3 separate regions of the Homo sapiens genome follow, and all the other regions are linked to region 2. The links are chromatin loops, found by intact Hi-C in ENCODE. Cell type or tissue: dorsolateral prefrontal cortex. All regions are shown on one strand. Each heading gives the region's core, and the rest is flanking DNA. Links, peaks and the distances in the headings are about the cores only.

Region 1 (8,053 bases), core at 1,075-6,074, 130 kb after region 2:
AGTACTGGATACTGAATGGGAAGCAGCATTTCCTCTTGGGAGTAAGGATGCTGCCAAGCCTCCAACCACCTTTTTCTGGGTGCTATAATCAACGATCAACTCTGAAGGTTGGATTCTGTTTCAGGTCAGGAGGTGGCTTTTGAGGCACTTAAAACAGAGGAGGAAGTCAGGCTGAGGGGCTAGTGGGAAACTGAGTCCTGGATGCAAAGAGGAAGGAAGAGTTGGGAAGAAGCAGAAAGGAGTTAACTATCTGGAACCAGTCTCAGTGTCTGGGCTGGCTCTTCAGTGCCCAAGGAGATGAGCACCGCCCCCAGCCCCGGCCACCCTGGCAAGCTGGCCCATTAGAGAGTGAGGGGCTAGTCAGACCCCGGGCAGAACCATTACCAATGTTGACTTATTTATTTACTTTTTATGAGACGGAGTCTCTGTCACCCAGGCTGGAGTGCAGTGGTGCCATCTTGGCTCACTACAACCTCTGCCTCCCGGGTTCAAGCAATTATCGTGCCTCAACCTCCCGAGTAGCTAGGATTATAGGCATGCACCACCACGCCCAGCTGATTTTTGTATTTTTAGTAGAGACAGGGTTTCACCATGTTGGCCAGGCTGGTCTCGAACTCCTGACCTCAAGTGATCCACCCACCTTGGCCTCCCGAAGTGCTGGGATTACAGGCGTGAGCCATCGTGCCCAACCACCAACATTGACTTTGTCAGGAGAGCAGGCTCCTTGTCCCACCTGAGCCTGCCAGCCATCTCGGGAAAGCTGGGTGTTGCTCCTTGGACCCCCCAGCTGCTGTCCAGACTCCTGGATGAACCAACCACCCAGACCAGGCCACTAACACCTGCTGACTGCCCACCTGACAGCCCTACCCCCAAAACTGCATGATGGTGAATACATGGATTCGGACAGTAATTACCTGCATTATGGAGAGCTTACCACGTGCCACGCATCTGCTAGGCACTCCAGATCCATCACTGCATTTCATCCTTCCAGCCACCCTGAGAGAGGCAGAGGCATTGAAATCACCACTTTACAGAAGAAGAGATCAAGGCTTATAGCCCTCTGAGGTAGCCACATCTAAAACCAAGCCTGAATTTGCGACCTTCCTTTAGACAATGCACTCCTGCCGGGGCCAGCCCTTCAGAGGGGTCTTTTGCCCGTAGCTCAGGCCTCATACTCCCCACCACCTGAGGCTGAGGCTGTTCTGCAGAACTGGGGGTGGGACACAGGCTCAGTGAGGGAGAGAGAGGAGTGGGAAGTTGGGATAGTACCCAGAGAGAGAGGCCCGGCAGCAGCTTTGTCCTCAGGGGCATTTGGCAGCAGCTGAGAGGCCAGATCAGGAAACAGGCAGAAAGTCAAACCAGGGATAAGACAAGAACAAAGGCCTGAAGTCCTAGGGGTACTCTGTTATAATGTAGGCGTCTGACTATTAGACAGAGGCAGGGGCACTAACATTGATTACACAACTTCTAAAATCCACTATGGAAAATGCTAGCTACTGGGTGGGTTCTTTGCATGTGTGATCTTGTTTGATCCCCAGCACGCTTACAGCAGGTATTAACACTCCCAATTTACAGATGTGGAAATTGATGCTGAAGAGGCTGGCTCGAGGGTCCACTGGTAGGAAGCACCGGAGGCTGGATGTGACCTCAGGGCCTTCTGAGATCCATGCCCCTCTCACCATACTATTCTGCTTCCTGGGGCCCAAGGAGGCCAACAAACAGCCCCTCGGAGCATTACAGGGTTCTCAGCAGCAGCCCTGAGCTCTGACCGCAGTGATGGAGGAGAACCAGCCACTGACCAACTGCCCAAAAGTCCTTCCTCAATCCTCACGCAGGCAATAGAGAGAGAGGGTCCTGGACTGTGTTTGGTGTTGTGTGTGCCTTTGCAAAAGTCTCTGACTTCCCAGAGCAATGGATTCCTCATCTGGGAAATGAGGAGGTTGGGCTGACTATAGATCCCTGTTTCTTTCCTTTTTTGACTCTTTGCCAACCTATACGTTGGCAGTGTCTTAGGGCTGTGTGGCATTGCCTCACACCTTACTAGCCCCGTGTCCTGGGCAGGGACTGAGGCCGTTGGGATTATGGGCTCAGGTACCATGCTGCCTGGTGTGAATCCCAGTTCCACGCATGCTGCCTGTGTGATGGTGGGCGAGTTACTATCTCTGGGCCCAGTCTCCTCATCTGTAAAATAGGGACAATGACAATACCTGGCTGCAGAGATAGATTTTCCAGGAAGCCATTGCAGCTTAAGCTTCAGAGCCCCTTATTTGCACAGACCCAATCTGAGGCCCTATTTTATAAGTAGACTGCCAAAATCATATGCACTTCACATCCAAAAACCCGGAGCCACTCCTGCCTGAGTGTTCCTGAGTACGCACTCGGCTCTTAGACCACAGCTCGCGTACTCTGTGCCCACAGGAAGGGTTAGCTGTGCTTGTGGCTGTCATTGCTGTTATTCCATTGAGGTAGCCTCATTTTACAGAAAAGAAACCAAATCTTAGATATGTCCTTTGACTTGTTTATAACTGCCCAGCTCGTACGAGCCGACTTCCAGTCCCCTTGGGGACACCAGAGAAGAAAATGAGCTAGTCCTGGACTTCAAGGGGCCGATTGTGTGGTCAGGGAGACTGGGCCCACATGAACAAGGCATCACAACTGTGAAAAGCCATAGGTCAGAGGCCAGCCTGGGAGCAGCTCGAGGGCTCAGGGAGGGTCATAAGGGCAGGAGTTGTCAGCACAGACTTCGGCAGGAAATAGGACTTCCACTGAGATGGGCGGGGCTTGGCCTGGCTACCAACAAGCATGGCAAAGTGAGAGAAACAAGAAGGAAAGGCAGAAAGGGTGCTGGGTCTGGGGGTGCCCAGATCAGCAGGCAGACCACAGTGTTTGTTGATAGACGTGGTTCTGAAGGTGCCCAGCAGACACGCGGCCGTGAAAGGGACAAGGTAGCTGCTTGTTCAGCTAAGGCAAAGCCAGGAGGAGTAGGGGTGTGGAACTCCACCATCATGGGTCTGTGGGTGTATTCTTTTAAAGACAGCTAGAGGCTCTGAGAATGCTAGGCCTCCCCATGTATTGTCATTAGTTTGTAAACCAGGCCATCAGGAAACAGTTCCGCAAAAATCCATGAATACTCATAACACTCGTCAACCAAAAATGCGAGGAGCTCCCTTTGTGGAGTGTCCATTACGGGGTAGACATTGTGCTAAGTGCCCCCTACCCTTTTTTAAATTGAGGTGAAATTCACATACAGCGCTAGGTACTTTTCATATACAAGCGTAACACCTCAAAACAGCAATGTAAGGTAGGAGCTGTCATCCCTATTTTTGCAGAAAGGGGAACTGAGCCTCCTTGAGATGATGTGACTTGATCTCTGTCACATGGCAGGGAGGTGTCAGAGGGGCCCTGGGAAGTAGATCTGAGTGGATTCAAAGTCCCCACCCTCTCTATCCCACTGCAATTCATAAATGTACTTATTCATATAAATTGTTGAATAAATAAAAATACCTGCTCAGAAAGCCTGTCAGCAGCCACCGCTCCTTAGAGTGTCATTGTTGTAGATTTGGCTAATTGCCTACCACGGCCCCTCGCCGGTCTAGGCCTCGGGTTCTCTGCAAGTCTGGCTGAATGTGGGCCCCTGAGCTGTTTGTCTGAAACGCTGCCACCATTCCTCTCTGGACTGAGAGTCCTGATCCCCTCCCCTGGCCTCCTCTCCCAGCATCCTGGAACTACGCCCTCTCTCTTCCCAGGCCCGGCCCCTCCTCCCGGCTGCTGGGAGCCACGGCATTTTCTGGGGTGCACTGTTGTGTCTCCAATGTTTGGTGATGGCGCTGAGCAATACAGCCTTGCAGCCGGCCTTGCTGTACTTGTTACAGCTCAGCGGAAACACTGGTGCTCTTTGGAAGAGCAGGGGAGGAATAAATGTTTCAGTCACGCTATAAATAATGTAGCGGGGAAAGATGTTGTGTAAGTGGTGCTCTGGGTTTTGCCAGGAGGTATGTTTTCCTTCCTTCTTTCTTTTTTCTCTTTTACCTTCCTCCCCCAGCCCCCCTGTACTCAGTCCGATACAGAATGCCTCCCACCAGGGATCAGAGGGAAACAGCTCTGCTCCAAGGGAAGGAGAAGATTAAACTGTTGAAACTAAACAAATCAATCCCTGTAGGGAAAGGGCAGGGGGAGGGGAAGTTCTGGCCTGGCCGGGCACTTGGCGGCGATGTGGGCACAGTGAGAGAGAGCCTCCTGGAAGAGACTGGGTTCACTCCTTCCAGTGGCAGTGGGAGAGGGGCAGGAAGTACCATGGAGAGCCTCCTGTATCTCCATGGTACTTCCTGCCATGGATTCTAGCCCTTCCACTTTCTCAGTCCAGCACGTGGAAGAGCTCCCAGAGGGATGCTGGCTGGCTTCTGCTTACAGGACTGACACCACTGGTGGGGGATGGCCTCAGAGTCCTGGGCGCCAGGCTGGGAAACCAAAGGTAGAGGAAGCAGAAGCAGAGCCCAGTTTGGGGGAAAGGTGGGAGCAAAGACTGAACCCAGGTAGGAGGGCCAGGTGGAGCCATGACAGCAAGGTAAGCCGTGAGATCAGAAGCACTGTGGGAGGTGGGCAGGCTGTCAGGGCTGACTCTGCGATATAGCAAGGATATCGAAGGCTGGCTTTTCGGTAGCGTGCAATGCCATGGGTCTGAGAGTGGGTCTCATGCTGAAAGATGCCTTTGCCTTCTTCCTGCTGCTCTGGGCCTCAGCGTTGCCTGGGGTTCAGCCAGCATCGGATGGAGTCCTTCCCCATCTCCGGGGGGCAAGTGGATGTGGTAAGGCAAAGGCAATGACAACTCCGGTAGGGCTTATATCCGGGAACCAGAAGAACCCGTGATGTTTTTCTGAGTCTACATTTATTTAAATGCCGCCTGGCAATCACATGCTTGGGAATCATCTGGGGAGCTTGTTAAAAATTGCAGATTTCTTGTCCCCATTCCAGGCCTACTGAATTCAAATTTTGAGTGGGGCCCAAGAATCTGCATTTTAAGTAAGCACGCTGGGTGACTCTAATTTGCAAGAATTTTGTTAACCCCTATTTAAGAGCTGCATTCCACATCTTCGGTTTGAAAGGATTTGCTGGAGAAAGCCTCTACACCTACCTGAAAACCAATGTCCCTGTGTAATTGAATACTGTCCATTTCACAATCTAGAAACATTGACTAAGCACCTACTATGTGCAGGGTGTTGTGCTAGGCTGTTGCCTGGAGCCAAAGACACAGTCTTAGGATGGAAGGGATCTCAGAGAGCATCTGCCACCCATGAGAGAGCCTTTTCTCTGGCATTCTCGACGAGTGGTCATCCGTGAACTCACGACTCTGTGAGACAGCCAAGTCTGCAGTTGGCTGGATTGCAGGTCCTGATTCTGCCTCCGGGCATTTGGGCCAATTGTGCTCCCTCTCATACATGACAGCCCTTCACATTTCGAAGCCGTCTGTCATGCTACCTTGAAATCTCTTTTCCAGACTGAAAACTACTGGTTCCATGAAAGGGAGCGTTTGCCTAGACTTCTCAGTTTCCTCCTCACCTGCTTCAGCCTTCTCTTCTCTGAATACTTGGGTTAGTGACCATCCTTTTTTAAAAAAACATGGCACTTGCCCCTGGGGTGTGACCAACAGAAGTGAAGGACTGAGACAAACCCTCTCTTCCCTTTTTCTGGATACAGACCAGCCTTTGTCCTGGGATGCTGCCTTTAGAGGAGAGAGGCTGCTCCTCCAGGACAGCATTTAGTGGCAGAAGCACTTCTGAGAAAGGCAAGAAACAAGTTGCATCCAGGCCACTCCAAGCCCTCATGGTCCTTAGTGCTGAAGTCTCGCTGACCCAGAGTTTGGGTACTGGTGTCTGGCCTTCAAGGAACTGTTTGGTGGGCAACAGCCAGCAGGCAGGCCTCAACCCTAGACTATGCTAGAAGGTGCCAACTCTGCCTTCCATCCAGCCACTCTTTTTCATAGGCCCAGTCCCTATGACTCTATTAGTCACCATCTGACATCCTCAGCTCTTCCCCTCCATCCAGGCAGTGCCAGGAAAAAGCTGCTCATTAGCAAGGAAAGAAAATGAGAGAGAGGTGCCCTTTGATGGGGACAGGCCACCAAGGGGACTGTGCCCTGAGTCATGCTTTGTCACACTGGCCTTAGGGAGGGATGCAGGAGAGGAGACCTAGGAGGACCAGGTGGCAGACAAGGAAGACGATTTAAGCAGTGGCATTTGGGACTGATTGGAGGGGAGAGAATCTGGGGCTGGGGAGGCTTCATTATAATAATTGTATCCTTCCCCTCTAGTTACGACCTTGCAAATGTAACTTGATGTTTGTAATGAGCCATAATTAGACAATCACCAAAAGTTACAGTGAGTAGAGTGAATGCAAAACCCAGCCAGTAACGGTACACTGTGTATTCACTATTCGGTGCACCTGTTATATTCCCATTTTCCTCCTCCCTTGCGGCAGAAGCCCCAGGGAAGGCCTTGCATTGCCATGGCTACCTCTTTGGCTGCTCTGTTGTTTCTTGGCCGAGGTCTGTAGTCCTCTGAGGTGCCTCTGTCTGGTTACCAGGCCTTGAGTTTCTTCCTGCTGTTTGGGGGAATCATCCTCCAAATTTGAGTCCCTGGATCATCAACCCGGAGAAGGCTGAGCCCAACCCTAGGATTCTGGGTTTTCCAAGAAAAGAGTCCTTGGACCAGGCAGGACCCCTCACCTTGGGAACAGTGGCCTAGGCATTTTTGTCACTATTTCTAAGAAAGCAAAGGACTGGTGCTCAAGATTGCATAGCTAGGAAGTGACCAATAATGAAACAAAATTACCTCTTCTGCACTATTTGTCTACCAATAGAAGCACAATCCCCAACTCAAAGGAACCCTTAATGATGGGATTTTAGGCATCAGCAGTGTATATAATGTGATAGGAAGATATTGAGGGGCAGAGGATCTTTCTCAAATTCAGAACACAAAATCACCTGTAGATGCAGCTCACTCTGTGCCTGAGCTAAGCTAGAGGACACCCATTCCTGCATCGATGTTCCATGTGAATGAGCTCCCCTAGTAGAATTTTGCATTGGTAACATATACAGGGCACCTGTTAATGCTAATAATGGTGAATGGTGCCCTGACCCCTCTCGGCAGCTGGGTCCCGGCTCCCAGGATGGAGGGACTTACGTTGTTTACAACATTTACATTTTAATTAAAATCCTTTTTGGACTCTCCAGAGTTTCCATGGATCTATTAGCCCCGGCTACAGCCTCCCCTCTTATGGCAAAGTCATTTTGGAGGATGAGATCTACACGAAGACTTTGCCCTTGCTGCCTACCAAATGAGTCCTCATGGAGAACCGGAGAGCAGGGAAGGAACTCAGAGATTACAGAATCCAGCCTGTCATTTTTCGGCTGAGGAACCTGGGGCCCAGATGGGGAAAGCCATTTGCCCAAAGACATATGGACTATGGCAGAACCAAGCCCTCAATTTAGGTCTGGCTCCTCAACGGTGCTTTCAACCTTAGACACAATACCAGCACCTTCCCAAAAGGGAGGAACTGGGAAGGGGCGGGCCTTTGGTGGTTTTCTTCTCCCCACCTGGAGCTCGGCATTCTGAGCTTGTTCTATGGGACTCAGGCCCTAGGAGGGGACTGGGAAGCAGGAGCCCCTGCTTATGTATTGGGGCTGTTTCCTATGGCCTGTGTTGGGGAGAAGAGACAGGAGAGAGAGGAAGAAATGGAAAGGATGATATGAAAAGAGAGAACTGGCCCTAGGTAAGCTTAGGGATAAAAGTGTGAGGCAGAGGCCGGGTGTAGTGGCTCATGCCTGTAATCCCGGCACTTTGGGAGGCTAAGGCGGGCCAATCACTTGAGGTCAGGAGTTCAAGACCAGCCTGGCCAACATGGTAAAACCCAGTCTCTACTAAAAATACAAAAAAAAATTTAGCTAGGCCTGGTAGCGCATACCTGTAATCCCAGCTACTCGGGAGGCTGAGGTGGGAGAATCGCTTGAACCCAGGAGATGGAGGTTGCAGTGAGCTGAGACTGCACCACTGCACTC
Region 2 (8,053 bases), core at 1,254-6,253:
CATAGGCCATTCTCAGGGATACCTGGATCCCTTCTCTGGGTTCTATGTATCCTCTTATTTTGGAATTAAGACGAAAGGAGGGCTTTCCAACCATATTGACCTTTTACAGCAGACCTGGCTCAGCCATGCCTGAGTCCCCAGTGCCTGAGCCAGTGCCTGACACAGCAGGTGCTCAACATTCATTTGGTCACTGAGAAGACGCCCTCACTCCAGTCCTATTCTATGCCAACTTCATAAAGATGAGTGTAAGGAATAAGCCAATTTCTGTCAGGCAGGAAAGCTATAGGGGTGGGTAGGTGAAGACAAAGGAGGAAGATAACACAGGTAGCGTAGACATTAAACTGCTCATTGTGAATAACCGTTTAAATAGTCACAATGTGCCAAGTGCTGAGGAAAATTCGAACAGCGTGCCAGGGGGTGGCTGGACTCATCTGGGGTTCTCCGGAGGGCAGGCTTGCGGAAGTCACGAGGGGTTGGAAGGGCAGCTATGAACTTTGGGGTGGGGAGTAGCACCAGACAGCACTGAAAAGCCTGGGATTCTACCCAGAGCGTCCATGCTCCTCCTGGGGAGGGTGGGGGGGCCGGGTAAGCTGAGTCCGAAAGAGGCAGGAAGCTCGTGTCCCAGGTGACTTAGGCCAGTAGAAACCGGGCGTCCTTGGCTGAAGCATGGCAGGCTGTTGGCACATGGATGACACATGCCTGTCTGCGACCACAGGCTCCAAGCCGGTGGGTGACAGGGACCCCTCGCCTCTCAGACAGCGGAGCCGGGTCGGGGCGGTCTGGCCCGGGCCGCCGCTCCTGTTCCTGGGCTTGTGGGGCTGGGGTCCGTCTGGGCTCCGGGCTCGCGCGGCGCTCACCACCCGGGGTGCCGCGGGGGGGCGGGGAGAGCGGCCGCCTAGCCCAGCCCCGCGGATGACAGGAGCCGGGGAGCCGAGGAGGGAGGAGCCGCCGCCGCAGCCGAGCGCTGGGCTGAGGAGCAGAGAGAGCGGGGCGCCGAGTGCGGGCGGCTGGGAGCGCGCTGAGCGGGGGAGAGGCGCTGCCGCACGGCCGGCCACAGGACCACCTCCCCGGAGAATAGGGCCTCTTTATGGCATGTGGCTGGTAACTTTCCTCCTGCTCCTGGACTCTTTACACAAAGGTGAGACCTGCGCGGGCGGCTGGGCGGCGGAGGCGGCGGGGCCAGGGTGGCGCGGCTGGCGGCGAGGCGGGGTGCCCGGCGGGCTCCAGGTGCGTGGGGGAACCGACCGGGGTGCAAGGCCCCGGGTGGGGCGCAGCGGGGAGGGGCAGGCACCCTGACAGGGGCCGAGTGAGAGTCAGCCCCCGACCGCTCCGCCAGCCACCCGCGTCTGCCGTTTTGGGGCGCGCCCGTAGGGGTGGTGGCAAAGGAGCCCCTCATCTCCCTGCTCCCTGCACGGCGGCAGTTCTGCCCTGGACCCCTCCCCCAGCCCCTTGCCCTCTTCCTGCGGCTTGGTGGCACTGGGACCCCGGAGTGCCCTCCGAGTCGAGGGGTCCTCAGGCCGTGACTCTTGACCTAGGAGTCCTTGCTTATTCAGGCCTCGGACTCGGCGGCTGATTCCTCCGCTATGTCCGTGCGTCCCTCTCCCGCCGCGGACCCCAGCCCTGGCGCGAATGTTGGCGCACCGCATGGCGCTTATCCGCGCATTGGCTGGAGGCAGGGTGGGGATAGTGAGAGTCCCGAGAGCTGGAGGTCCCTCGGATAGCAAGTTTGTTCTCCAAACCCAGAGGTCACCCTCCCCCGGCCCTACCCCACCCCTCTGCCCCGGCTTTAGCCCCGGCTTGGTGCGCCACCGTGGCCACCTCGGGCAGCGCGCCCCAAGATGCGAGATTCTCCGCTTCCGCGCCTGGCCAGTTGGACCTGGGGACAAGTCTTCAGGCTGGGGGGCGTGTCCCTCTTCCCGGAGAGAGGGGGTTGCTAGGGGTGGGTCCAGGTGTCCGGCATGTCCAGACCTGCGGCTGGGGCGCTGCGTACCTGATCCGCGAGGCAGCCGGGATCGGGAGGTTGGAAGAGGGCAGACATTTCCGACTGAAGCCACCTGGGCACTGAGTCGGGACCAGGCAGGCGCAGGTAGTCTGGGTTCCAGGCTATCGCAGAGGACGTGCCCCCGGGCGCGCAGATGGCGGGAGATGAGGCGGCCGAACTCCGCGCCCTTGCGTGGTGGAGCACACACGCTCCAACAAGCTCAGCGTCACCTGTTCAGCCCTCTAACTTTTCTCCTTCTCGCCCCGGGGCGGCTTCTCTCTCCCTTTGCCCTGGCTGTTGCCCTGGCCGGGCGGCAACTCTTAACCCCAAGACGATGAGGAAGGGCACTCCAGTGGAGGGTTGCCACCCGGGGAGGGGTCCAACCCTGCCCTGCCGGTGCTCCAGGGGTCTGGAGTCTGCAGCCTGCCGGAGCCCACTGCGATACATCGTGGGTTGGGGGAAAGAGGATAACCCTTATTTGTAGATACTGCCGGGTCAAAGCCAGACTCAAGGCCCAGATACTGCTGGCATTTACTAGGCGATCGGATTGCGGGACAAGGAAGGGTGGCCTCAAAAATCGTCGACAAAGTAGTTGAGTTTCTCAGGCCCAGTGGGGTCCCCCGGGTTACACACCAAGGCTGGTCTCTGCTGTTTAACCCCTTGCCCCCCGCATCGCACTCCTTCATCCTACCTTAGCAGAGCAAGAAGCCTGCCTCCTGTTCAAGCCCCACCCCCGAACCCCAGTCTCCCTCTCCCCAGGTTCTTCCTGCCTCCCTCCGCCCCCGCAGGCTGGCTCGGCTCGCAGCTTTAATTACATTAATATTAAAAATACATAAGGTGAGGAGCGGCTTTCTCTCTCGATAGTTCTCTCTCCAACCCCCATCCCCTTTCGCAATTTGTCAGGCGAGAAAGCACAGGCCGAAGCCGCTGCCACACTCTAGCCCGGCTTTGTCCCCAACTCCCCCATGCCTCCACAACACTCTCTGGAGACATCTTCCAGGACAGCCCATTCCCGGGGAGTGCAGGAGGCCCCTCAGCAAATACCTGAAGGACACTCCCCTCCCCCTTCCAGGAGCCTGGCATTAATAAATGAAGCCGAGCTATTTGATAGGGCGGGAGCAGATGGGGTTGGGGGTGGAGAAAGGCCCAGAAGGCAACAGGACAGCCAAGGGGCAAAATCTTGTCCAACTCGAGATGGAAGTTGCCAGTGGCCTTGGACCTGTAGGCGGGCTGGAGATGCCAGTTGTGGCGGCTCCTCGGTGGCCTTTGGGTCTGCAGAGCCCGGTGCCCCTGCGATTCAGAGGCTCCAGCGTCTGTCTGTTGGGCGCCAGGGTGCCTCGCCAGACAGGCTTTTCTTTTCCTTGGTGCCTTAATTGGGTCTTAGGTGCCAGGCTGGTCCCTGGGGCCTGTTCTGCTTGGGGTGGCGTGGTAGGGGGTGGCAGAGGCGGCTTGGGGGAAGATGTGATGCGGAGACAGCAAGAAAGATGGGGTTTGGAGTATTTTCTCTCCCGTTGCCAGTCACCCCCGCGGCACCAAGGAAAATGTAAATGTGAATGTTCGAGCCTGTTACAGAAAACAATATCCTCTTGCAATAATTTGTACGTCCATCTGTGAGGAGCGGGAGGAGGCAGGGAGAGAGAGAAGAAAACAGGATGAGATGGAGCATCCTTTGGATGGAATTAAGCAGTTATTGAATGTGTTTTAAGCTTCTGTTATTTCCATTCCTCTCAAAATACCTTTTTTTTATGATGCCTGAGCTCAGACTGATTCCCCAGAACTAAACTGGGAAGGTGTTTTAATCATCGGTTATCGAGTCTCCAATAACTGCCTTATTATTGCCAAAACAAATCCAGGTTTAGGCAGCCGGATGAACCCCGGCGAGGCGCTCTCCGTTGTTCCATCCAGCGTGCCAGCATCTGTGTTGCCTGCATTTGCATTTTTACTGTGTAAAAGAACAAGCTTCCCCGGCACTAAAATTCCTGTTTTCTAAAAGCCAAAATAATGGATTGCATTGATTTTTTCATTTCCCACCCCAACTTCTCCGATGGGGACTCATGGTTCTTCTCTCTTGGGAAGACCAAATTAAAAGCCTTCGTCAGGGCATTAAGAAAATCTCCAACATTCTGTTCAGTGTCTAATTAAAAAAAGGGGGGGGGGGCAATGGGGAAATGTGTTTTTAAAATCTTGAAATGGCAAACGCAACTTAGGGGAGGCAGGCGAAGGGCCAGTGAATACTGGGGAGGGGCTGAGTGGCAGAGAGACCCCGGTTGCTAGAATAACATGAGGGAGATTGGCAGGGCCATGATGCCCGACAAGCCTTTCCGACGCTTCGTTTTTCTGGGCATCAAAGCCAGCTGCCTTTAATATATTTCTGCAGTAGAATGGGGGAGCTAATTAGAAACAAAAAACAAGTAAGCAGTAGACCCAAAGGCGGCGCTTAAGTTGAACAGATCCCGGGGGACTGGACAGAGAGGCTTAGTTTTCTTAGGATGAGGATCAGAGAGGATGTGAGCAAGCAGACAGGGCTTTGGCCCAGGGAGAGCTTGGTAGGGAAGCAGGCCCCAAACAGGCTGGCTAGGAGCCCCCAGACACAGGGTCAAGGTCTGTCCAGAGCACCCCATGGACTGTTAGCCTATGACAGAGGGATGCAGACCTCAAGCCTTCCTGACCTTCTCTGTGTCTTAGAGAAGACACATCCTTGCCACTTGCCACTTGCTTGGTACCCTGCTCTGGCTGGTGAAGGATGATTTAATTGTAGATGAAGAGAGGGGAGGGCAGATGCTCAGAGAGTTTTTCTGCAGGGATACGAGTTCCAGGCTGCGAGCTTCTTCCCTCCTCCGTGATCTTGGAGGAGTTGTTTTCTGGGGGACCTCTGAAGTAGTCAAGAGAAGATCCCCTAGTTCCTGAAGCACTTTCTCAGCTCCCAGCCCAGTCGATTCTAGCGGGTACCCAGGTGCATGAATAGGGTGAGCTACAGGCAGCAGCGATGGCAGGGTGCCAGGAACCCAAGGGCACACCCCAGATTTGCATATAATCTGCATATGGATTTGCATGCTCACCTAGCCAGGCCAAAAGCTGTGCCCTCTGTGAGTAGCATCTTGACCTCAACCTCAGTAGCAGCCAGTCATTGGCTTCCTCCTTGCATGGAAGGGGGTGGGGAAGGAGCTGGGAGAAGGACTGCTGTTGGTAATGCTTCTGTCTCCTACATTTTGTTGCCTCCATATGTGCCTCCAGTGCTCAGCACTGGCTTCACCATCTGGCAAGGCAGCCCCAGAGCTCCCACCACCCCTATCCAAGGACAGACAGTGGCACTGGGGATATTGGGGTAGGATGGGTAGCAATGGGCCAAGACACCGTAAGGTAGACCAAACTTGGGATGTGGGTTGCTCCTCTCATGGTGCAGGAAGAAGAGGGTGAAGAGAGGGGCAAACTAGCTATAGAAATCCAGGGCCCGCATTAGATTCCTGGTGGGTGCACCCCTAGAATGCAGGGAGCTGGGTGCCTAGGGCTGCCATCAGCAGGTAGTGAGGTAGTTGCTGATGGCATGGGGGTGTGAAGTGAGGCAGAATGCTCTTTCACCCTCCTGGTTTGTCACCACCTAGCCTGGGAGGTGGTCGTGGCTTCAGAGAGATGAAAGATATAGCACCAGCTTCTCATTCCACCTCCCCTAGGGCAGCTTCAGGTATGTGGGTTGGTTATGGCGGGGCAGAGGGAGGACAGGCACTACAGTCACTGAGGGAAGGGCGTGTCAAGAGCCTGGAGTGATGCTTGAGGAGTGAGCACTTCAGGAGAGCTGAGTGGCCCCTCCCAGCGAGCCAGCTGGGATGCTGCAGTGGGAGTGTGGCCTCGGGAATGGTTTTGTCTGCATTTCCAGGGCCCTGAGAGGATACTACTATGGCAGGTGCAGCTCCAAAGCCTTCCCAGATTATTTTTCTGCATATCCACTGATCCAGAAGGGGCCTGGCCCACCAGAGCCCACAGAGGTTTCCAAGAGATGTGGTATGGAGGCCTAAGGGGTGAGGTGGAGCCTCAGGGGATGGACAGAGGTAGAGAGGGGGAGGGCCAGAGGGCAGAGCTTCAACCAGAGCTTTTATTCATTATCCAATTTCATATATTGGAGTAGAATGAAAAATAAGAAAGGTTGCAACCCACTGGTGTGGTAGAAATTTGGAGTCAAGGCAAATCTTTCATTCACATCCTGGCTCTGCACTTACTGGCCATGTGACTTTGGGCCTCTCTGAGCCCCACTTTCTCCAGCTATGAAATGAGATTAAAGAAGATAATGCATATCAAGTAGCCAGAACATAGTTAGTGCTCAATAAACATTAGACCTCTACTTTTTCCTCTGCATTGCCTCTACCTTCCTCTCCCTGCCCCCTCTCCAGAATGCATCATCAGATCCTTCCCTAAGCAGTTGAATTAATCAGCCACATTTTTGGCCAAGCCAGTTGGCTTAGACTTTATAACAATAAGAAAGACAGAGTAGTGGCCAGGACAGGGGACGTCAACTCCTTCCATCCGTCACCTAGCTGGATAGCATGTAGGACTCCACATGGCTGAGGCCATGTGGTCACCTGAGTGTCCCTGGGGTGCCCAGCACACTTCCTTCCCCTGGCCATCAGTGGAAATGAAGAGGGCTGAAGTTGGCTCCAGACTTGGATTTGAGGTGAGGCAAAGGTTGGTCTCATATCTGCCAAAGGAAGGCTGGGGTTGGTTGTTAAATCTCTACCACGGTTGGCCAGAGTAAGAACTATTCTGGAGTTCATGCCATAAAGCCTGCGTAAGCACTCCTCACAAAGCGAGGGAGCCCTCATAACTGTTGCTGGATGTATTTCTGTGTCTCTCCCTGCTGAGATGAACCTCTATTTTTCAGGCAGTTTTGCATATAGAGAACACTCTTGGCAGCCTGTGACCTTGGGACTGCTCTTCCTTCCATGACCTAGTCTGTCACAGGGAAGCAGCATGTAACCCAGAGGTCAAGTGCTGCCTATGGCAGGCCATGGCCTGTGGGATCCTACATGTTGGGGAGGCTGTGGGCTCCACAGCCTGTGTGCCTTGTTAAACAGATGTTTGTCCTGTGCTGCTTTAGAGTGAACAGCATTAGCCTTGGGGACCACCCATGCCACTCCAGCTGCTACTCCCCTCATTCGTTCAGCTGCCCTGCCCCACTCCCTGTGCCCTGTCTCTACATGATGCTTGCACTAACAGTTTCCAAGGTCACCATCTTCATTAACAACAATTATTCAAATGCTAGTTAGTTGCATATCCATTAAACTGATTCTAAAGAGATGCATGTGTGTTTGCACGTGCATGTGTGTATGTGTGTCTGTGTGTTGGAAAGAACATTATCCATGGACCTAAAAAACAAAGCTCAGCCTGTCTTACCTGGGCAAGTTGCCTAATGGTTCATGTGCCTTTATTTCGTAATCTGTAAAATGGGCAAAATTACCCCCGTCCTGGCTATCCTACAGAGCAGTTGTTACTGTATATGTGCATAAATAAGAATAAGAGGCATAAAAATGTACATCATGTGACAGTGCTTTGTATACAGAATGAGGCAACATATGAACACACACATGTAAAAACCACAGCAAACCCGTTTTAGCCTTATAAATGCTCTGCTGAAATGTGAGGCATAATTACTGTCATTTCATCATACAGGAACGATGAAGGTCTCACAGCTGTTTGTGGCTGTCTCCCCCTCCGTGGGCCCCAACATATGGAGAATTTTCCTAGCTTTGCTTTTCAGCATCATGGGGAACAGCTGATGAGGCACAGCCAGGCTGGCAATAGTCTTCCTGGAGCAAACTTGGCAGATCCCTTGAGGCCCCAGTGGTAGTGGGAGTGGGAGGAAGCCTACCTCTTCTCCCTCCTCCCATTCCCCTCCAAGGTTCTTAGATGCAAGTGTAGTCCATAGTCCTCTGGACCAACTCCCCCAAAGGGACATTCTCCCTGCAGGGAATCCACAGTCTTTTGTGGGAAGAGCAGTAGGCACAGTCCCATCTTATGTGACCTCATTTAAGGTCACAGTATTCACTGGAATCTCTGAAAACTCTGCCGAGTCGAGACTGG
Region 3 (8,053 bases), core at 1,412-6,411, 70 kb after region 2:
ATGAATTCCTAAGGGTTTTTTATATACAGGATTACATCATCTACAAATAGAGAAAAGATAGTTTTACTTCTTCCTTTTCAATCTGGATACCTTTTATTTCTTTGTCTTGCCTAATTGCCCCGGTGAGAACCTCCAGTACAATGTTGACAGAAGTGGTGTGGTGAGGATGGACATCCTCGTTTTGTTCCTGATTTTAGGGAGGATGTATCCACTCTTTCATCATTACATATGATGTTAGCTAGAGGTTTATCACAGAGTCCCTTTATGAGATTAAGGAAGTTTCCTTCTATTCCTAATTATGTTGAGTGTTTTTGTCATGAAGGAGAGTTGAATTTTGTCAAATGCTTTTTTGTGTGTCTATTGAATGATCATGTGGGTTTTGTCCTTTATTCTATGGATGTGTTGTATTACATTAATGGATTTTCTGATGTTAAACCAGCTTTGCATTCCTGGGATAAATCCCACTTGGTCATAGTACACAATCTTTTTTATATGCTTCTGGATTCAGTTTGCTAGTATTAAGCAACCATTCTGATGTCAGGATTTCTTAGGGACAGCAAATCACTGCTCCCTCCTCCTAAAACATTCTATAAATTCATCTATAAGAATCTTTCTTACTTCCCTTGGCTCCATCTTTCCCATATTACCCCAAGAACTGTGAGCTGATGACAATTAGAATGATCACTTCTGAGCCCCTTGTCTTTTACGCTTGGCTCAGATATCATCATGGGTAGTAAGCTCTACTCAACAGCTCCCCAGTAGCTCCCTCACCCAGGAGCACTGACAGCCCCTTCACCTCGCCTGTGCTCCCATTCTTGGCCTATAACTTCTTGTAACACTAGCTGTATTCTCCTGTGGTTGGTTATTTAACTGTTTGTCTTCCCTGCTAAAATGTCGGCTTCTCAAAGACATTCATGTGGGGACTCCTGATCCCTGCCGACATTCACCTGGATACAGTCCCTTGCATTGCTGGGCTCTGGTGTTTTACGATTGGAATTTCATTCCTTTGACCTCAGAATTTGTGCCAAGTTAAAAAGCAATACATCAAGAGAGGTAATATGCTATACTCAGCAGTCACACCCAACTTAGGGTGAGTGAGTGAATCCATCCTTTCTGGAGAGAAAGTTTTGCTTAGGAAGGTGGAAAGTGTGGATGCTGAAGACGGATGGAGAGAGAGAAGATTCTGGGGTCACTGTCAGCCCCTGGGCAGTACCTACTGTTTTCCTGAGGTTTGTCTATAATCTGTGGATCCTCTTAATCCCACAGTGATTCACGGGACTAATTAACATGGTCTTGTTGGTTAGACCTATTGGAAGAGAGGCAGAACTTTTATCATCAACCTCAAACCAGGATTCAAATCCCAGCTTCTCTACTTATCAGCTGGTGACCTTGAGTAAATTATTTAACCTCTCCCTACCTCCATCCTTCATTTATAAATGTGGGGTAAGAACAGTACCTACTTAATAAAGTTTTGCTAGAATTAAATCAGTCAATGAATGTACAAGGTGTGGATAGTACAGTGTACTATCTGGCACACAGTACACACTTAAGAGTGTCAGCTGTCACCATTATTCATAGGAGCCAACATTTGTAGCATGCTATGGCCCCAGTAGGCTACGTGCTGCCTGGGGTACAATATGTCATGCTGTTGCTTTGGCTGCTACCCTAAAGTCTCCTGTCCCTATAGAGCTGCTTATGCTCCCCTGCAGTTCCCAGAGACCTCCACATCACAATCCAAGCTCATTCTCCCGCGATCACTACCAAAGCACCTCTCCATGCTGGGGGTTTAGCAGGTCACCAGCTCTCACTCTGAGCCCCTCTTTGGGGATCATGGGGTCCTTTCCCACCCTCAAATCTGCTGCAGTGCCACCCTGGCTTACTCAGCAGATGGCTTGAACACTAGATCTTGCGAAGAAAGAGTGGAGGTCTTGCTTGGTCTTCTTCCTTCCGGAAGCCTCTTGAGTTTCTCAAATGCATGGCTCTACCTCCCTCATGGTCACATACACCTGGGGTAGGGCAGCCTTTCCAAACAGAGACAGCATCCTGAAGGGCCCTTTGCTTAGGTCAGGAGTTACCCACTGACCTTATATTTATATAAACATTAAAGTATACTATGAAATAAATATAAATGTTACCTAAGGGATTTTTTCCTATACTAACAACAACAAATTGCCCCAAGGTGATGTCCCTCCTCTCCCTTCCCCCACACAGAATATCTGGCTTAATGGTTTAAATGCCACTTCCTAAAGCATCCAGTCACATACACACACACACACACACACACACACGCACACACACACACAGAGATACACACACAACCTCATTCAATCTTTACAAAGTAGCGATTATTACCCTTTTTCTAGATGAGGAAACTGAGGCTCAAAGAAGCTGAGCAATCTGCCCAAGCATTTCAGGCCCAGAACTAGTACTCTTGATTCCCACTTCGTCCTGCTTCTCGTGGGTGGTGTCCTATGGCTGCGGTGCCCTCTGGGGATGATCCATCAGGGAGGATGGCCAGCCTGGCTGCCTGACCTGGGCTGAGGATGTCAGGCACTGGTGAACTTCTTCTGTCACTCAATATGGTGGGGAGTGCATGGGACCTGTGGGTAGGGCCCAGCTGGAGAGGCTGCAGGGGCTCAACTGGAACAGGTGGGGAATGTGGCTGCCTCTGCTGGGACCTGCTGCCTGCTGCCTCCCTACCTTTTTGTTTTGTTTTGTTTTGTTTTGTTTTGTTTTGTTTTGTTTTGTTTTGTGTAGCATAACCATGGCCTGTTTCCTCTGCAGGGGCTCCCAAAGCCTCCGGACAATTCCCCCAACCCCTGGAAGATGGGGTTCAGGGGCCAGCCCTGTGTCTAGGCCCTGGGAGGCCCGGCCTCCCTCCTCCTGCAGACCTCTCTGCCAGTAAGGCAGCAAGAGGGGTGTACTTTTGGGCTGAGCAGCAGCTGATCGGAACGGATGATATGTTTTCACTCTGGTGTGCTCAACAGTGCGGATCGGACAGGGAGCGGAAATGGGAAAGATAAGTGGGAAATAAATCACCCAACTTGATTTAGTCATAATAGTAAGGAGAGGGGGATTGCAGAGCTGTGATCAGAGCCTCAATCAGAGTCTGGGCAGGAGGGTCGGAGGGCAGAAGTTGAAGCTCCCTCTGCCCTGCACCAGCCTTCTGAAACCTCCTGTGGATGGAGTCACTCTGGATAAGGGATGGACGGCAGGTGAACATAAGTCGTGCACTCTGAGCTTCTGGGAGTCCCAAGGCACAGAGGCCTGTACTGCCTGGCAAGCCTCTGCCCTCTAAGGGCAGCAGACAGGGAAGACAGTGGTGTGGAGGGCCCAGATCCAACTTGCCTCCCGTCCACGGAGACCGGCCCAGCTATGCCTGGGGAAGGGGCTCTGCTGATTGAGTTTCTCAGAGGCAGTCAGGATTGGTGGGGAGGCAAGGGAAGTGCTTGGGGAAGCAAATCCCTCCTATTTTTAGTGCTTTCCAGAAAGCATCTTAGCCATTTCCTTTTTCCAGTTAGTACTGGGCCCACCTCTGCCAGTCTAGCCTTTGGGGGTGTCCAGAGAATTTATGCATTCCCTCTGCCCTCCCATTTCCTTCCAGTGTCTTGCCCCTTGGAATGAGTTCAGGTCTAACCTGGGGTCCTCCTGCTGCACTTCTAGGCCTTTCCCCCATGCCTCTTGTGGAGTAGTGGATGATGGTTGACATATTCCAGGCTCCTTGTTTCCTGAGCAGGGCTCAAGTGCAGAGAGTGTCAGGGGGGTGTGGAGAAGGGCAATGATTCTCAGAGGCCTGGCATTCAGGAGAAGACAGCTTAGGTGATGCAGGAATATCTATTCCAATTCACTAAGGGTTATCTGCTCTGGCAAGTTATAAAATACCATTTCCACTGAGGCTGTAGAATTACTTACAGGAGCCACAATGCAACCAGACAACCTTTCAATCAAGCTGCCTGTTGTTCCCGCTTCAAGGCTGGTGAAATAAATACTGAGCAAATAAAGTTAGCCGGCATCTGAGCATTTTAATGAATAAAGAGTAGCAAGAGGGCTGGGGATCTGGGAGCTTCTGTACATCCCAGTGGACAGACCACAGGAGACTGGTGTGCTAGCTCCAGGCAGGGTGCCTCCTACCTCCCACCCTCACCTTCCACAGCCCAGCCCCCTCTTCCTGGCGGGTCTTCCTCATTCTTCTTTCCCGCTCCAGTCCATAATTCCATCCCTTGTCTCATGTGGTGCCTGGCGGTGCTGCCTATGGACGAGGACCCAATCAGACCAGGGGACCCAGTGACTTCTCCTATGGCCTCAGCGAAGTGCATGCTGCCCCTGAGTGATTGACATTCTCAACACACTGGAAGGCCTTTGGGGTCAGCTTATTGCTCTCTATAAGGCCAGGGTCAGAAAGGCTAAACTCCAGATGAGGTGAGACAGGAGGGGGAAAAATGTTGTGATGGCCTTTAAACAAAGCTTTTAAAGTTGCTTTTGTAGCCAGAAGAAGAGAGTGCAGGGTTGCTTCTAAGTGCAGCTAGTGTAATGTTAATTGGAGATAAAGGACCAGCCGTAGCCAAGCTCTCTTTTGCTCCCTTCCTCTCTGTCTGCGAGCAGGGTAGTTAGTCTAGGAAAGGTAATAAAAACCTGGGCAAATGCCCTGAGCCCAAGATGGTACAGAGGTGGGAGGAGACGACGTGGTTGAGCCACATAGGTGTGTCTTCTGGCCCCATCATTCCCTCCCTCCCAGGGTGTTGGGAGGAGACGCTGCAGATGAGGTTGCTAAATCACCAGCGATCTCTCTGGGGAACTGCACAGAACTGGAGAGAGGGCTCTAAGTGGGGAGAAAGGCAAATGTCATTTTACTTTTCAAGGGGGAAAAACAGGGGACTGCTGCAGTCAATCCACAGATGAACTCAACGCCAACCCCGGGCAGGCTTCTAAAACAGCCGCGGAATGGGTCATTTTGAACACAAAGGGAAGTAAGGGGCAATCACCAGAAATCAGGGTGGGTTCACTGTAAACTAGTCATGCCAGATGAGCAAACCTCTCTTTTTTTGTAAAATACTGGAAGGTTAAAATAATGTTCTGGATATAGGAGGAGGATTTTAGCACGGCATTTGTTGTAATCTCTCATGGCAATCCTTGTACACAAGCTGGATATTTGTAACCTGGATGGTATCCAATAAGGAGTATTTGGAACAGGTCAAGGGAATGAATGCCTAATGGACCGAGATCAAAACTGGAAGAACATATCTGGAAATATGGGGATCCCCTATTTTTTCCAAAATGTGTTATCAGTGACTTTGGTGCAGATATAGAGGATATACTAATAAAATCTGTGAATGACCTAAAGCTACAAGGGGTAATAAATACCAGTATAGTAGTAATACTTTTTAAAAAATAGCTAACAGCTAACATACTACAGCACTTACCACATGCTTGGCACTTTTCTTAAACACATCACGTGTTGGCATTTAATTTTTGTAGCAGCCCAATGAGGTACTTCACATTGTTATTCTCATCTTACAGATGAGGAAACTGAGATAACCAGTTGCAGAACTAAGATTCAACCTCAGGCCATCTGGCTCCAGAACCTATACTCGTAACCCCTTGCTATGAAATAAACATGATACAAAGCTATTTCAATAGACTGGAGTTATGGGTAGGACATGAGATGAAACTGAATAGGAATATGTGGGAACTACTGTTTCTAGAATCAGAAGGCATTGAGACAGGATGGGGGATGAGATTTGTCAGCAACATATCTGAAACACCCAGAGGAGTTTGGTTGTCTACACCTCAGCCTGAATCCACAGGGTGGCAAGGCGGGCCAGTCCACAGCCTGAACTCCAGGCTCCATGCTTCTATCTGTTTATTTATTGTTTCGTTTTTCTTTTTAGTTGCCATACAATTGTATATGTTTATGAGATACAGAGTGACATTGTGATACCTGTAACAATGTGTAATGATCAAATCAGGGTAATTAGCATATCCATCACCTCAAACATTTATCATTTCTTTGTGTTGGGAACATTCAGAATCCTCTCTTCTAGCTTCTATAAAACATACAATAAATTGCTGTTAAATATATTCACCTTACAGAGCTTTAGCGCACTAGAACTCTTTCCTCCTATCTAGCAGTAACTTTGGATCTGTTAATCAACCTCTCCCTGGCTCCCCTCCCCCTTATCTTTCCCAGCCTCTAATAACCACAGTTTCACTCTCTACTTCTGTGAGCTCAACTTTTTTTTTTTTTTTTTAGCTCCCCCATATGAGTGAGAGCATGTGGTATTTATCTTTCTGTGCCTGACTTAGAGAAATACATTTCAGCTGGAGCCCTGGACATAAGCCTTCTGGCTTCCACCCTCAAGTTTTTCCTGTAGAGCCATGATCCTTCCCAGGAGCTGGGGCTGGTTAGCAGAATCTAGGAGGAAGGATGTCACGAATTACAAAGCAGAGAAGAAGCTGATGTTGAAAGTAACCCATTGTGCTATTCTCCACTTGCAAGGAGAATTAATGGTCACCCTGAGAATACCGCAAAAACAATACCAAACCAAAAACAGTGGCCTTTTCAAGATCAAAACAAAATTTTCTTTGGAAATTACTTGGTAAAGAACAAATGACTTACATTTTAAACATCATGATTAGTGTGAGTTTAAAAAATATGTAATATACGGAGCCTTCAGTGAGCCGAGATCGCGCCACTGCACTCCAGCCTGGGCGACAGCGAGACTCTGTCTCAAAAAAAAAAAAAATATATATATATGTACATATCATATATATCATATATTTATATATTTTCTATATGATGTATTTATATATGATATATATTTATATATGATATATGATATATTTTATATAAACATTTTTATATATAAATATATGCTTATATATTTATATATTACATATATTTAAATATATGTTTACATATTTATATATTACATATATTTATATATACATATAAGAGGAACATGACGAGTTTTAAACAATTTAGGAACACAGGTTTAGATACTCAAGTCAGAAAATATATGGACAAATGGAGCAGGCCCAGGCCAAAGAACAGGGCCAGGAGGGTGAGGTCAGGAACCCCTGACTGTAATAACTAACTAATATGTCAGCTGTTGAGGGATGGTTGGAATACCCAGAGTAATTCCAGGTTGGGGGAGGGGGTGACTATTACCCTTGGCACCTGGAGAGTGACATATGAACAGGGTTGGACTTAAACTACGGATCTCCGAAAGGAAGACTCAGGACACGTGGGCAGACATTGTAGCACATTTTGGTTCAGTTGAGAAGAAGTTCTTTCTAGCTATCCAGGCTGTTTAAAACTGGGCCAGTAACTGGAGGAAATAGCACATGACTTGTTTAGCATAGTGCTTGGTGCAGTCCAAGTGTGCAGAACATGGTAGCTGTTATTGTGATTATGATGATTAACTTCAGCATCTGAATCCGGAATCTGCCACTTGTTAAGTATGAGGTTCTGAGCAAGTCAGTTCACCTCTCCGCATCTTGGTTTTCTCATCTGTACAATGGGGATTGCCACATCTGCCTTGGACAAACGTTGAGGATGAAAATGTAACAAGATTGCTTATGAGAGGGCCAGTAAATGTTTCCTCAGGACACTTCTTAGAGGACAAAGTCTGTGCCTGTCCCTCATGTAGGACTCAGCGTAACCTCAGGTTAATGATGGTTAACTAGTAATGGTAATGAAAACCATAAAAGCTGCCATTTATTAAGCACTTATTATGTGTCAGGTACTGTGCTAAGCACTTTGCAGGAATTCTCTCATTTAATCCTCACACACCCTGCTCAAGCCAAGCACCACTATTGCTGTGCACCATTTTACAGATGAGGAAACTGGAATTCAAATGGCAAGAGAGCCAGAGTTTGAATCCAGGTCTGGCTGACTCAAGTCCAAGACTTAGACACCGTCCCAGTACCTCTCTGAGACTCAGCAAATTCTTTGGGAAGTGAGAAGGAGGAGGAAGCATGGAGTTTGCAAGTGCAAGGGATGTGGTTCAGTTTTTACCCCCTTCATTCGCGTGTTCTCTTGGAGCCCTGGGAG

Evidence for each region. Peaks named below come from ENCODE experiments on the same cell type or tissue, not always from the same donor. Only the 100,000 strongest peaks of a DNase experiment are listed, where the experiment ranks them.
Region 1: a loop joins it to region 2, with 2.4 times the contacts of the local background. A loop is called at or near these places in 5 of 110 quality-filtered maps.
Region 3: a loop joins it to region 2, with 4 times the contacts of the local background. A loop is called at or near these places in 4 of 110 quality-filtered maps.

What each region holds. Positions count from the first base shown.
Region 1 is chr11:117,659,768-117,667,820 of GRCh38, reverse strand. The region is part of intron 3 of DSCAML1 (DS cell adhesion molecule like 1); the gene reads left to right. It overlaps LOC105369515 (a long non-coding RNA gene), which reads right to left. Exons shown (of 3, transcript XR_948060.3): 2 at 915-996. Among named protein-coding and RNA genes, the nearest start is that of DSCAML1, 130 kb to the left of the region's middle. RefSeq lists an enhancer at 4,354-5,039. In dorsolateral prefrontal cortex, for the core only: CTCF peaks have their summits at 3,739 and 3,946; DNase peaks (open chromatin) are centred at 2,784, 3,730 and 4,210; H3K4me3 peaks cover 1,565 bases; H3K27ac peaks cover 5,000 bases.
Region 2 is chr11:117,790,119-117,798,171 of GRCh38, reverse strand. It overlaps DSCAML1 (DS cell adhesion molecule like 1), which reads left to right and starts at 956. Exons shown (of 33, transcript NM_020693.4): 1 at 956-1,138. The coding sequence starts at 1,093. In dorsolateral prefrontal cortex, for the core only: no CTCF peak of the experiment used is centred there; a DNase peak (open chromatin) is centred at 3,871; H3K4me3 peaks cover 4,344 bases; H3K27ac peaks cover 5,000 bases; H3K27me3 peaks cover 1,017 bases.
Region 3 is chr11:117,720,502-117,728,554 of GRCh38, reverse strand. The region is part of intron 3 of DSCAML1 (DS cell adhesion molecule like 1); the gene reads left to right. Among named protein-coding and RNA genes, the nearest start is that of DSCAML1, 73 kb to the left of the region's middle. RefSeq lists an enhancer at 4,231-4,759. In dorsolateral prefrontal cortex, for the core only: no CTCF peak of the experiment used is centred there; DNase peaks (open chromatin) are centred at 3,286 and 4,249; H3K27ac peaks cover 4,704 bases.